2 separate regions of the Homo sapiens genome follow, and region 2 is linked to region 1. A link is a contact called in ENCODE Hi-C or POLR2A ChIA-PET data. All regions are on one chromosome and are shown on one strand. The core of a region is the stretch at or near the end of the contact, and the rest is flanking DNA. Distances in the headings are between cores, read along the strand shown. Region 1 overlaps ATG14 (autophagy related 14). Region 2 has its middle 17 kb from the start of TBPL2.

Evidence for each region. A loop is a pair of places that touch in the nucleus more often than their neighbours do. ChIA-PET counts read pairs that join two places held with the same protein, here RNA polymerase II (POLR2A). Pooled maps may share reads with other maps.
Region 2: a loop to region 1 is called in a pooled map, with 3 times the contacts of the local background. The contact joins two enhancer-like sites. A Hi-C loop is called at or near these places in 5 of 50 pooled maps. POLR2A ChIA-PET finds 5 or more read pairs at or near these places in 3 of 52 experiments (activated T-cell, activated naive CD4-positive, alpha-beta T cell and activated naive CD8-positive, alpha-beta T cell).

What each region holds. Positions count from the first base shown.
Region 1 is chr14:55,370,474-55,377,142 of GRCh38, forward strand. The region is part of intron 9 of ATG14 (autophagy related 14); the gene reads right to left. It also overlaps a transcript of FBXO34 not described here. Among named protein-coding and RNA genes, the nearest start is that of ATG14, 38 kb to the right of the region's middle. Within about 2 kb of position 3,483, at least 6 of the 41 ENCODE cell types and tissues checked have a DNase peak (open chromatin) inside an H3K27ac peak, as active enhancers do.
Region 2 is chr14:55,454,704-55,461,372 of GRCh38, forward strand. No RefSeq gene overlaps it. Among named protein-coding and RNA genes, the nearest start is that of TBPL2, 17 kb to the left of the region's middle. Within about 2 kb of position 4,273, at least 4 of the 41 ENCODE cell types and tissues checked have a DNase peak (open chromatin) inside an H3K27ac peak, as active enhancers do.

The DNA of each region.
Region 1 (6,669 bases), core at 2,233-4,732:
TGTTGTATATTTCTGCACTGTATTTCAGGAGAAAACAATTTTTATTTCTCAAAGGTCCCTAATAACACCCTCACTGCCAAGTCCAATAACCCTTTCTTAGGCCTCATCCTCTTTGCTGGCACCTCAGCACAGGGAACCGAGTCAGCAAACCTCAGAAGCCTTTCTGCATTTCTTTTTTTTTTTATTTAGACAGAGTCTCGTTCTGTTGCCCAGGCTGGAGTGCAGTGGCGCCATCTTGGCTCCTGCAACCTCCACCGCCCAGGTGCAAGCGATTCTCCTGCCTCAACCTCCTGAGTAGCTGGGATTACAGGCACCTGCCACCATGCCCGGCTAATTTTTGTATTTTTAGTAGAGACGGGGTTTCACCACGTTGGCCAGGCTGGTCTTGAACTCCTGACCTCAAGTGATCCACCCACCCCTGCCTCTCAAAACGCTGAGATTACAGTTGTGAGCCACCACGCCCGGCCGCCTTTCTGCTTCTTTTTCCCCTCCCTTTCAAATGCCCCTCAGCTCCTGCTCCAGGGCAGCCAGGCTGCATGTCCTCCCTGTAGGCAGCCACCCCCACCCACTGCCTTCCAGGGAACTGCCCTGCAACCAGCTACAGGGTGGGACCAAGGTGCCGCTCTCTCCCTGCTGCTGCCCCCAAGATAAGCACACGATGCCTTGGTTCATTTAAGGGTTTCACTGATAACGACTTTGGGGAAAATAGGAGAGGTCGAAATAAATAGCAGGCAGAAATGAGAGCCTAGAATCGTATAGCTTGCCATTTCAGCCTATGGTCCCAAATTCTCCACAGCCTTCACAATGATGAATGGCTAGCACTGGCTTCCAACGCACCTCACCAGGTCTGCACCGTTGACTCACTTTTTACAGAAGCAAGCAGCCCTCATTCCTCCCAGACACCTGTGCTTCCCAGATGGATTAAGCAATAATAATAGCTAACATTTATGCTCCAGGGACTGTTTTTAGGGCTTTATTAAATTGGAAGATACGCCATGGGGTTTCCCACTTGGTCTCCAGTGAGCAATTTACATTTTCCAAGAGCCCCTCAGGCCGGGCGCGGTGGCTCACACCTGTAATCCCAGCACTTTGGGAGGCTGCGGCGGGCAGATCACGAGGTCAGGAGATCGAGACCATTGGCTAACACAGTGAAACCCTGTCTCTACTAAAAATACAAAAAATTAGCTGGGTGTGATGGCGGGCACCTGTAGTCCCGGCTACTCAGGAGGCTGAGGCAGGAGAACGGTGTGAACCCCAGAGGCGGAGCTTGCAGTGAGCCGAGATGGCGCCAGTGCACTCTAGCCTGGGCGACAGAGCGAGACTCTGTCTCAAAAAACAAACAAAAAAACAAAGAGCCCCTCAGACTAGGGGTGCTCTCAAGTTTACTAGGCCCCACCCTGCCCAGAAGTCAGTATTTTGCAAGGGTGAAAGGAGTAGGACTTTCTACTGCCCCTTGAATTTCTCTGCCAGCAAACTAATGGCCACTGCAGTTTTTAGCTCTGAGCACCCTCTTCTCAAGTTTCTCCTTGCACTTCATTTCTTTTCTCCCCTTTTTCTTTTCCTTGGCAAACAGTTCTACTCTAGAGCCATCTTTTCCGATTCCTCTCCTAGCGCCACTCCCAAATATCCTCTGGTTACTAAACCCTCAGGCTCATCTCACATATCTGAACCAGTCTCAAAACTTTAGCTGGCTGGGACTCCTCCCCTCCCACCTCCCACTCTGTCTGGGGTCACCAGGGCTACCTGTTATCATTAAATAAGCCCCCTTTCCATTCTCAATTTGTCACCCTGGCCCAGGTCCTCACCATATCACCACCACTTTCCCATCTGCCTCCTCTTGCTGGAGAGCTGCCTCTCTCCTCCTGGCACGCACCCACTAAAAAAGTTCACAATTTAAATTCCTTCCCTGGGCTCCCTCCTTTACTAAACCAAAGATGCTCTGATTCTGTTCTGTTCAGCTGTGCAGTCTAGGGGACCTCAGAACTGACTGCCAGGCTAAGTCTCTCATCTTCCCCAGGATCCCCCAAAGGTCCCAGTCAGCTTTTTACCACAGCTCACTCCTCCCTTCCTTCTTTCCCTTTCTCCCTCCCTCCCTTCTTTCCATCCTTTCTTCCTCACTCCTTCCCTTCCTCCTTCCCTCCCTCCCTTCCTTTCTTCCCCAGTCAGCTTTTTCCACAGCTTGCTCCTTCCTTCGCTCCTCCCTGCTCCCTTCCTTCCTTCCTTCCTTTTTACCACAGCTCCTTCCTTCTTTCCTCCCTCCCTCCAAGGCTCAGCCTGTTTTCTTCTTTGATGCTGCCTTCTCCAATCCTGGGGTCTTAGTTTTCCCAGGAGACAGGCAGAAGGGACAGAGAGGAGGAAATGTCCAAGTTCCCGGTGGACTCCGGTTCTCTGCGTGGAGAAACCCACCTGGCACGGAGCAGGCGCTCAGCTAAGTACAATGAAAAGCGACTGAATGGAAGACTCCTCAAGGGGCCAGTATGGAACAATTTTGGTTCCAATGATCAACCTACATTTCTGAGAAGCCACAGAGCAGGAGGAGAGGCCCCTGCGATGTTTCTCCACCCAGTGCCTCTCCCACTTCTAGATTAGAGATACATCACCTGCCTGCCAGACCCCAAGCTAGAGACACAGCACACACAACCAACTAGCAAAATAATTCATCCTATTTTGCTTAATGTCTTTGGGGAATTAAGATTATAAAATTGTTTCCTAATTTTTAGTTTAGCTGAATAATGGATATCTTTTTATTCAAGACCCTGAACCAGGAATACTCATTTTCTCATGGTGCTGCAGGGAGGTATTCTACCAATTAAGGCAACAAAAGGATCTTTCTAGCTTTGTAAAAGTCACTTTTATAATATATCCTATTTCAAATATGTGGGAGTGTGTGCATTGATGGACACAGAAACTGCACAAAGGATAAGCAATGGGCAAAATATTAATAGGTCAATCTGGGTAAGGGTGTATATGACTGTACTATTTTTATTACTTATTTTTTTATTTTGAGATGCAGTCTCACTCCGTTTCCCAGGCCAGAGTGTAGCAGCACGATCTCAGCTCACTGCAAACTCCGCCTCCTGGGTTCAAGCGATTCTCCTGCCTCAGCCTCCCAAGTAGCTGGGGTTACAGGCACCCGCCACCACGCCCAGATAATTTCAGTACTTTTAGTAGAGATGCAGTTTCCCATGTTGGCCGGGCTGGTCTCAAACTCCTGAACTCAAGTGATCCGCCCACCTCAGCCTCCCAAAGTGCTGGGATTACAGGTGTGAGCCACCATGCCTGGTCCTATTTTTATTTTTTTGTAATTTTTCTGTAAGTTTAAATTTGTTTCAAAAAAAAAAAAAAAAGTTTATCTTTTCAGAATAGAATCCTCAGTTGTGCCGGTCTGAACAGAAACAGGAAATCCCACCCAGGTTCCATGAACAATCTTCTCTACACTTTGATTCTGATGAAGCAGGTGTGAAAAGGGGACTCCTGAAGTTCTACTTCCTGTCCTCTGGCCATAAACTTAGATGTGACTCACAGCCTAATTGTGTGTGCAATTCTCAATGGAAAACCTGACTCAAGAGTAAGCCTACAGAAAACTTCAGACCCGCTACAAAAATTCACCTCCAGTATGAGTGCTTTTTTCCCTCAACTACCAGCAACGCTGGATTCATCGAGCCTTCCTATTTTTGTCAAACTGATGGTTGCAAATGGAAACTTGTTTTGAATTGCATTTTAAGTTTTTTATTATTTTAATGTTTTTTTTTAAAGAGATGGGGGTCTCACTGTGTTGCCCAGACTGAAGTACAGTGGCTATTCACAAAAGTGATCACAGTTCACTGCAGCCTCCAACTCCTGAGCTCAAGTGATCTGACTACTTACATTTCTTGTGTGAGCCGCATGTTTTAATCTTTTGTCTATTTTTCTAATAGGTTGTTGGTCTTTCCTGTACTGATTTGAAAGATTTCAGTTGTCTAGATTTTAATCTGTTGTCTGTTATAGAGGTTGTGGAACCTATCTATGACATGTCTTTTAACTTTGTTTATGGCAGCTTTCACTAGACACACTCAGAGTTCTGACACAGGAAGATGTCTAACTCCTTTCCTTTATGGTTTTTGGGTTTTGTGGCTTACTTGGGAATTCCCTCACCACCCTATCATTATAAAACACTGTCCTTTTGCTTATTTTATAGCTGTATTTTTTTAAATAAGGTTTTTTATATCATCTGGATTTTATTTTTGTATATAGAATGTGGTATGAACTCAACTTTTCCCCCATATGAATACCCAACTGGCCCAACGCTATTGAACCATTATCTGATTCAACGCCTCCTCTATCATAAGATTATATTTCCACATATACAAGAGTCTGTTTCGGGACTATTTTCTTCCTCTAATCACTCCACCTATTTGCATGCTAACAGCACTCTGTTTTAATTACCTTTATGCTATGTTTTAAATGGACCAACCCCATCCCTCATTATTGTTTTCAAAACTTCCTTGCAGACTATACTTCTAGTTGAACTTTAGAATCAGCTTGTCAAAGCTCCATGAAATACGATCAGTCTTCCTTTTGAGAAGTAGCCCTTTTGCAACACTGAGCCTTCTCATCCTGGAAAATCATAAGGGTTTTCCCTGCCTGTGGCTTTCTTTCAGCTCCACTCCTCATACGGTGTGTAGAGCCATTCAAATAATACATGTGGAATAAAAATAAGCTTCATAATTTTTATAATCATTTTACATATATTTTATTAAGATCACTGCTATGGAATTTATAGTTTTTGCTGCTACAGTAAAAGGAATACTTTTTCCATTAAATTTCCAAACTGGTTGTTGTTGGCACACAAGACAGCAACTGTTTTTTGTATGTTTATCTTTTTCTTTGTGAAGAGACAGGGCTTCATTCTGTCATCCAGGTTGGAGTGCAGTGGCACAAACTTCCACAGCCTGGAGCTCCTCAACTCAGGCGACCCTCCCACCTCAGCCTCCACAGCAGCTGGGACTACAGGCATGCATTACCACGCCGGGCTAAATTTTTTTTTTTTTTTTTTTTTTTTTTTACTTTTTGTAGACATGGAGTCTCACTATGTTGCCCAGGCTGGTCTTGAACTCCTGGGCTCAAGTGATCCTCCCACTTCAGCCTCCCAAGTAGCTGGCATTATAGGCGTGAGCCACCATGCCTGGTTTGAACTATCATTTCAAACAGTTTCTTAGTTCTCTTGGATATCCAGTTCAATAATTATACCATCTACAATACTCCCAACTTAGTTTCTTTCTTTCCAATATAAATACACTTCACTTCTTTTTAAAAATGCTTTGCCTTGGCAAGGCCTTCAGAGCTGTTAACACAGCACTGATAGTAGGCATCCTTGATTGTTCCTATGTAATCTATTGCATAAATTACATCAGTATCTATGTAAGTAACGTGCCATGAAGTATAACTTTCCTTGTAGGTTTATGATAGATATCCACTAGTAATAATCTACTTTTAACTTGCTAGTAATTTTCCCCCCTAATTATTAATGGGAACTGCATTTTATTTAATTCTCTTTGGCATCTATCAGGTCGATCTTATGTTTTTTCTTCTTTAATCTGTTAATGTGATGAAATAATAAATACTGGTTAACTGCATGAGTGTCTACTACTGTGGAGTCAGCCAGGTGTGCACTGAGACCCTGGCTCCACCACTTGTACTGGCTCTGTGACCATGGCCATGAGTTACTTGACCATACTAAGCGTCAGTTTCTCCTGTCTATAAAGTAGGAATAATATCCAAGGCAAGTAAAGTGGTTGGCCTTGTGTCAATAAATAGTGGCCCAATAAATATTAGCTCTTATTAGTAAGGATAAATTTCCTAATTTGAGCCCTTTACAGGTAAGGTACAGAGAGGATGGTGAGTAAACTCACAGAAACCAACCATCAAAACTGGGATGGATTTCTAATGTTCACGTTTCCATGGCTCATGAACCAATGAATGGGATCAGGGGTGAGAGGCATGAACTCCCTGTAAAATGGCACAACATTGTAAGTATATGTGCAGTTTCCTGGCGAGTTCACAGCTTTTTATAAAGGAGTCTATGTCCTGGAAATGTTAACTATCTGAGGTGGGGAGGGGGAGGAAGCATAAGACAATGGTTAAAAGCAGATTATCACTGAAAGTTAACTGCTGCATGGGGGAAGCCAGGCACACGTGTTAGTGGACGAGGCCTCCCCTAATGCCTTGGGTTTCAGTAGATGGATGATGCGGAAGGGAAACCCAAAAGAACTTTCCCGCCATTTGTCTTTTCTTGAGTTCTCTTTCAAAAGTGTAAATATATAACCATATCACATCTCTGCAGAAATGTATGGACAGACTGCTAAGAGCAAGGAAAAAAGGGCAAACACCCAGCACAGGCGTGCATGGATGGAACGAAAGCTAAGGCTCGTACAGTACATGCTTTCATGGGCTGAGAGAATAAAAAGATCTCACACACCAGCCCTGGTTGGTATTTTTTGTTTAACTGTTTTTAAGCTCATTGATTTCAAACCAGTTCATCCCCTACACCTCTAATACCTTTTATCTCCAACAAATGGTGATCAGATTGACTCAGTGATAAGAAAATTGTGTGGCCAGGCACGGTGGCTCAAGCCTGTAATCCCAGCACTTTGGGAAGCCGAAGCGGGTGGATCACCAGAGGTCAGGAGT
Region 2 (6,669 bases), core at 3,023-5,522, 85 kb after region 1:
AGGCATTAAGCCAAGCTCATCTCTTCCCCTTACCTAAAAGCCCACAAAGCAGTAAACTCATTATCACTGCGCAGAGAATAATGAATAGGCCAAGGACAGATCAGTCTGGATTGTTGCCAGGGCTGCTTTTGTACGGAAACAGGCAGCGAGCCATTTTGCCTTCAATCGCTCGTTACTTACACTACTCACTGCCTGAACCAGAGACACCCACTTGACATTATGCAGTAGGTACCCCGAATACTGTTATCAAACAACTAGGTCTACTTGCCTGGCACAAAAATCCAAACACTGACATCGGGATTGCAGCGAGAGAAAGTGAGGCATTTATTGCCTGGCACCAAGCAAGGAGAATCAGGCAGCTCAGGCTGAAGACCCAAACTCCCCAAGAGCTTACAGGTAAGGATTTTTAAAGGCAGGAAGGCAGAGCTTACAGGCAAAATCATAAACCAATACAGGAAGGCTGGCCGGGCACAGTGGCTCATGCCTGTAATCCCAGTACTTTGGGAGGCCGAGAAGGGCGGATCACTTGAGGCCAGGAGTTCGAGACCAGCCTGGCCAATGTGTTGAAACCCCGTCTCCACTAAAAATACAAAATCAGCCGGGCATGGTGGCATGCATCTGTAATCCCAGCTATTTGGGAAGCTGAGGCAGGAGAATTGCTTGAACCTGGGAGGCGGAGGTTGCAGTGAGCCAAGATTGCAACACTGTACTCCAGCTTGGGTGAGAGTGAGACTCCATCTCAAAAACAAAAACAAAAAACTTGCAGGATATACATTGGTTTGACCTGTATAAAAGGTGAGACATCTTGAAGCAGGCACCCACAGGTCGTAGGTGGAGTCAAAGATTTGCTGATTTGTGATTGGTTAAGGAGGTGGAGCTTTGTCTAAACATTTGGGATCGGCAGAAAATAATGTTAGTTTTGGCTCTTGGGTGTGATCTCCTCCAGGCCCCTCAGAAAGAAATTTATCTTTTTTTTTTTTTAACTTCTTTTTTTTTTTAATTAATTAATTTATTTATTTTTATTGATCATTCTTGGGTGTTTCTCGCAGAGGGGGATTTGGCAGGGTCATAGGACAATAGTGGAGGGAAGGTCAGCAGATAAACAAGTGAACAAAGGTCTCTGGTTTTCCTAGGCAGAGGACCCTGCGGCCTTCCGCAGTGTTTGCGTCCCTGGGTACTTGAGATTAGGGAGTGGTAATGACTCTTAACGAGCATGCTGCCTTCAAGCATCTGTTTAACAAAGCACATCTTGCACCGCCCTTAATCCATTTAACCCTGAGTGGACTCAGCACATGTTTCAGAGAGCACAGGGTTGGGGGTAAGGTCACAGATCAACAGGATAAGAATTTTTCTTAGTACAGAACAAAATGAAAAGTCTCCCATGTCTACCTCTTTCTACACAGACACGGCAACCATCCGATTTCTCAATCTTTTCCCCACCTTTCCCCCCTTTCTATTCCACAAAACCGCCATTGTCATCATGGCCTGTTCTCAATGAGCTGTTGGGTAAACCTCCCAGACGGGGTGGTGGCCGGGCAGAGGGGCTCCTCACTTCCCAGTAGGGGCGACCGGGCAGAGGCGCCCCTCACCTCCCGGACGGGGCGGCTGGCCGGGCGGGGGGCTGACCCCCCCACCTCCCTCCCGGACGGGGCGGCTGGCCTGGCGGGGGCTGACCCCCACCTCCCTCCAGGACGGGGTGGCTGCTGGGCGGAGACGCTCCTCACTTCCCAGATGGGGCGGCTGCCGGGCGGAGGGGCTCCTCACTTCTCAGACGGGGCGGCTGCCGGGCGGAGGGGCTCCTCACTTCTCAGACGGGGCGGCTGCCGGGCGGAGGGTCTCCTCACTTCTCAGACGGGGCGGCCGGGCAGAGACGCTCCTCACCTCCTGGATGGGGTCGCGGCCGCGTAGAGGCGCTCCTCACATCCCAGACGGGCGGCGGGGCAGAGGCGCTCCCCACATCTCAGACGATGGGCGGCCGGGCAGAGACACTCCTCACTTCCTAGATGGGATGGCGGCCGGGAAGAGGCGCTCCTCACTTCCTAGATGGGATGGCGGCCGGGCAGAGATGCTCCTCACTTTCCAGACTGGGCAGCCAGGCAGAGGGGCTCCTCACGTCCCAGACGATGGGCGGCCAGGCAGAGACGCTCCTCACTTCCCAGACGGGGTGGCGGCCATGCAGAGGCTGCAATCTCAGCACTTTGGGAGGCCAAGGCAGGCGGCTGGGAGGTGGAGGTTGTAGCGAGCCGAGATCATGCCACTGCACTCCAGCCTGGGCACCATTGAGCACTGAGTGAACCAGACTCCGTCTGCAATCCCGGCACCTCCGGAGCCTCAGAAAGAAGTTTAGAACAGCGGTCGGAGTTCAGTCCTCAGTTCCCCCTTATCAGAGGTCTCTGTACCAGTGTACCCATTTAGTGGAGGTCCAAATTCTGAAAAACAACTCAAGAATATATGCTAAGGTGTTATCTTTAGTTTCTCTTGGGAACCAAATATTCGTGTGACTCTAACTTCCTTGGCTATTGTTTTAAGCTACTGTTACCGTCTTGCTTATCAAATTGCTCATTTACTTGTCAAGGCTAGCTAGGTGACTGTAAATTCCCTTGAAGGAACTCAAGATTTTATTTCCCTGCTTGGGGTTGGGGGTGGAGGAGGGTGCTGCAAGCCCTTAAGAGGGGTCCCTGCTCCGTCTCAATACTTGCCCAATAGCTCTGAGAATTCTTGCTAGTGGGGCATGTGAAAGGAACCTGTGCTCCCTCTGCCACGAGTCTCTGCTTCCACTGCCTTTCTGGCATCTACTCTGGGCTCTGCCTCTGCATATCTCGTTCCTTTTGCATAGCCTATGTACTTACTCAACTCCCATACAAACCCCTCAGTCTCCAGACTGCCACTGGTCATGGCTGTGCGTGTGGTGCAAGCTTTAATGAAGATTTGGGCACCGGTGTGTGTATGTGCACGCATGTGTGTGCATGAGTGTGTGTGCATGTGTGCATGTGTCTGTGCATGAGTGTGTGTGCGTATGAGTGTGTGCATGTGTGTGTGCGTGCATATGTGTGCATAAGTGTGTGTGCATTCATGTTTGTGCATGTGCATATGTGTTAATTTCCTAGGGCTGCCATAAAAAGTAACACAAACTGAGAGGCTTAAACAATAGAAATTTCTTGTCTCATTGTCTCACAGTTCTGGAAGCTAGACACCTGAGATGAAGGTGTCTGCAGGGCTATGCTGTTTCTAACAGGTGCTAGGGAAGGATCTGTTCCAGGTCTCCCCTCCAGCTTCTGGTAGTTTCTTGGCTTGTGGCAGCATCACTCCTGTCTTCATATGGCTGTCACCGTGTGAGTGTCTGTGTTCAGATTTCCTCCTTGTATAACCACAGTAACATTGGATTAGGGGTCTACCCTACTTCACTATGACCTCATCTTAATTAACTATATCTGCAATGACCCTATTTCCAAATAAGATCATATTCTCAGGCACTGCGGGTTAGGACTTTAGCATATGAATTTTCAGCGGACACAATTCAACCCATAATTGTGTGTTTGTATGTGTGCGCATGTGTGGTCATGGTTAGGGATGTTAGATTACAGAATAGAAGGGTAAAACACTTTGAACTGCATACTCAACCATCCCAGTTCTCAAAAGTCCTCAGCCTTTCTGTCCTCTGAGGGCGCATCCTGTGTCCTGCCTTCCCCACAGCCTCCTGCCATGCAGTGGGACACCTTCTGGCCCTCTTCTTGGGATTTTCCCTGCTTCTTCATGGCTCATTCAGCTCCAACTCCAAAAATCACTGTGCATTTCTGATATAAAAGTTTCACTATTTTCCTCCCCAGGCCAACCATCCAGGCCTGGTCTAGAGGGCCATCTTAATAACTAAAAAGTCCACTAGAGATGTTTCTAACAAAGACAGTTCTCTTGCTGAGGAGGAATTCTGTGGTCAGCTCTGATAGTAACACTTTTTTTCTCTTCCTTTCATCAGTTAAATGAAATTATTTATTAGCCTAAATGTTTTATGCACTAGTTTCTGTTATTTCTGGGTATATTTAAAAAACAATGCCTCCTGTACAAAATCAGAAAAAAACAGAAATGATAGTGAGGACAGGTTGTGCCTCATGGGCCAGGGATGGACAGCTTATTACCCCTCCTTCTACTGGAAACATACTAATAAATACGATAACTCTTTCCTGCCAGGCAAGGTCATGGTTTCAGAACCGTTCTCTATAGAGTTGACTCAGGCCATCGTTATGAGTTCATTAGAGCTGATATGAGAGATTAAGTCAATTTGCCATCACTGTTCTAGACATTCTGTGGAGGGAATTTTATGCTTCTGGTGATGACTTCTATTTGTGTTCATTAACAGTTGCTAGTGTTTGGAAATGAATATAGGGTGGACAATGTGATTTCTGTATTAGTCAGAATAGGCTGAGTCATGCAATGGTAAAAAATGACACCCAAATCTTGGTAGCTAACATGAATAAAGGTTGATTTCTTGCTCATAACACGTGTCCTTTCAGGATCACCTGAAGTTCTGCTCCATATCCCCTTCATTCAGGGACTCAGGCTGACGGAGCAGCCTCTACCTGGAATATTGCTGCTCTCGTAGCAGAGGGAGAGAGGACATGGGCGAACAATAAGCTGGCTCTTTAAAGCTTCTGCTTTTAAGTGAGCCAAGTCAATTCCACTCACATTTCATTGGCTAAGCAAAATGTCAATGCGGAGAGGAAGTATTAATTCTTCCTCAGAGAGGGGCAGCAACAGCATTAAAACAGTTTACATCAGGTACCTAATTTTTGTTATTGATCTTAAATGTCCGAGAAATGAAGTGAAAGAAAATGGAGACCTTTTATATTAATTTTAATGGCTCTTCTTTACTCTTCTTACTATATGTGGTAGAATTCTTATGAGGCTTAAAGAATAGAAATACATATTTGATGGGATTGACATCAGAACCTTTATTATTTAATGCCTTTTCTGTAGCAGGAATGTAACTAGTTTTAAGAGAAGGCTACTTAATGGTCAAAATAGTTGTATTAATGAAGGACTAAGATAATCATGGTTAAATCCCAACTCTAATGATCTAATACAACACTGTTGTTATTTATCTTCATAGCAAATTATGGTAAACCTAACATTATTATCCTAATGAAACATATGTTGTACTTTTTTACATGCTTTTGCTAGGCAAATCATATTTTCATATCAAAATACATTAAGGCAGATATTAAAGGGTAGGTGCAGTGGCTCATGCCTGCAATCCCAGCACTCTGGGAGGCCTAGGCGGGCAGATCACTTGATGTCAGGAGTTCGAGACCAGCCTGACCAACATGGTGAAACCCCATCCCTACTAAAAATACAAAAAAAATTAGCTGGGTGTGGTAACACATGCCTGTAATCCCAGCTACTGGGCTGAGACAGGAGAATCGCTTGAACTCGGGAGGCGGAGGTTGCAGTGAACCAAGATTGCACCACTGCACTCCAGCCTGGGTGAAAGAGCAAGACTCTGTCTCAAACAAAACAAAAACAAACCAAAAAAAAAAAAAACCCAGATATTAAAAAATGATCACTTGCTGTGATAATTATTCACTTCATTCCATTAATGTTAGAGTTTCAGCAGGTTACATGCAAAGCAGAAAGTTGCTAAAGTGTGTTTGGAAGAACATTAGTTTAGAAGACTGCTGATAAATATTGAACCAAAAAAAATTTAGTAATTCAAAGGTTCAGGGAATATTTGGTTAAACACAGTAAATAGGATTCTTTGATTCAAGATATATCAGAACTTTAATAATGTGTCATTAGTGCATAAGCCCTTTGTCAAGCAATGTTCTGTAGAAAACACTTTGGGAACTGCTGGCTCAGATTTTAATCTGTGTGTGGTGGGGATCTCCATCTCACTTCATTTTTATTTCTTTTTATTTTAGTTTTTTGTTTCTTTTTTTTTTTTTTTTTTTTGAGATGGGACCTGGGTCTGTTGCCCAGGCTTGGAGGCAGTGATGCAATCACAGCTTACTGCAGCCTTGACCTCCTGGGCTCAAGCTATCCTCCCACCTTGGTCTCCCAAGCAGCTGGGACTATAGGCATGTACCACTACACCTGGCTAACATTTTATTTTTTAGTAGAGACAGGGCCTCGTTATGTTGCCGAGGCTGGTCTGGAACTTCTTGGACTCAAACGAACCTCCTGCCTCATCTTCCCAAAGTGCTTGGATTACAGGCATGAACCTCCACGCCCAGCCTCCATTTCACATGAGCCTTCCAAACCCATGGCCATTTTGGGGTCTACCATCACCCAACATGCCCGGAATCACCAGTTCAAGCTTTCCCTTTCTGGCCACAGCATCTTTTCCTGCCAGCCTGCTTTCAACCAGTCCCAGTACAACCACTTGTCAACCTCACTGGAACTCCAATCCTTGCGGACTTCTGTTTACTTCTAATCATTCTGTCTCCTGCTGTCTTGATTTCCTGCTTATCACCTTAGACTGCATGATACATTGTTTTAGTAACATACCTGGTCAATGATCTAAAGGCCCTTTCTATCCTATCTCTTAGTTGGGTTTGGTGAAACCCAACTAATAGCTGATGATCCTTCTATATTTCCCTGTTCAGCTTACTTTTTACTCTCCTACTCACTGTAATGACTATTCCAAGGCTTTTCTGCTTCCTGGATTCCACAACCACC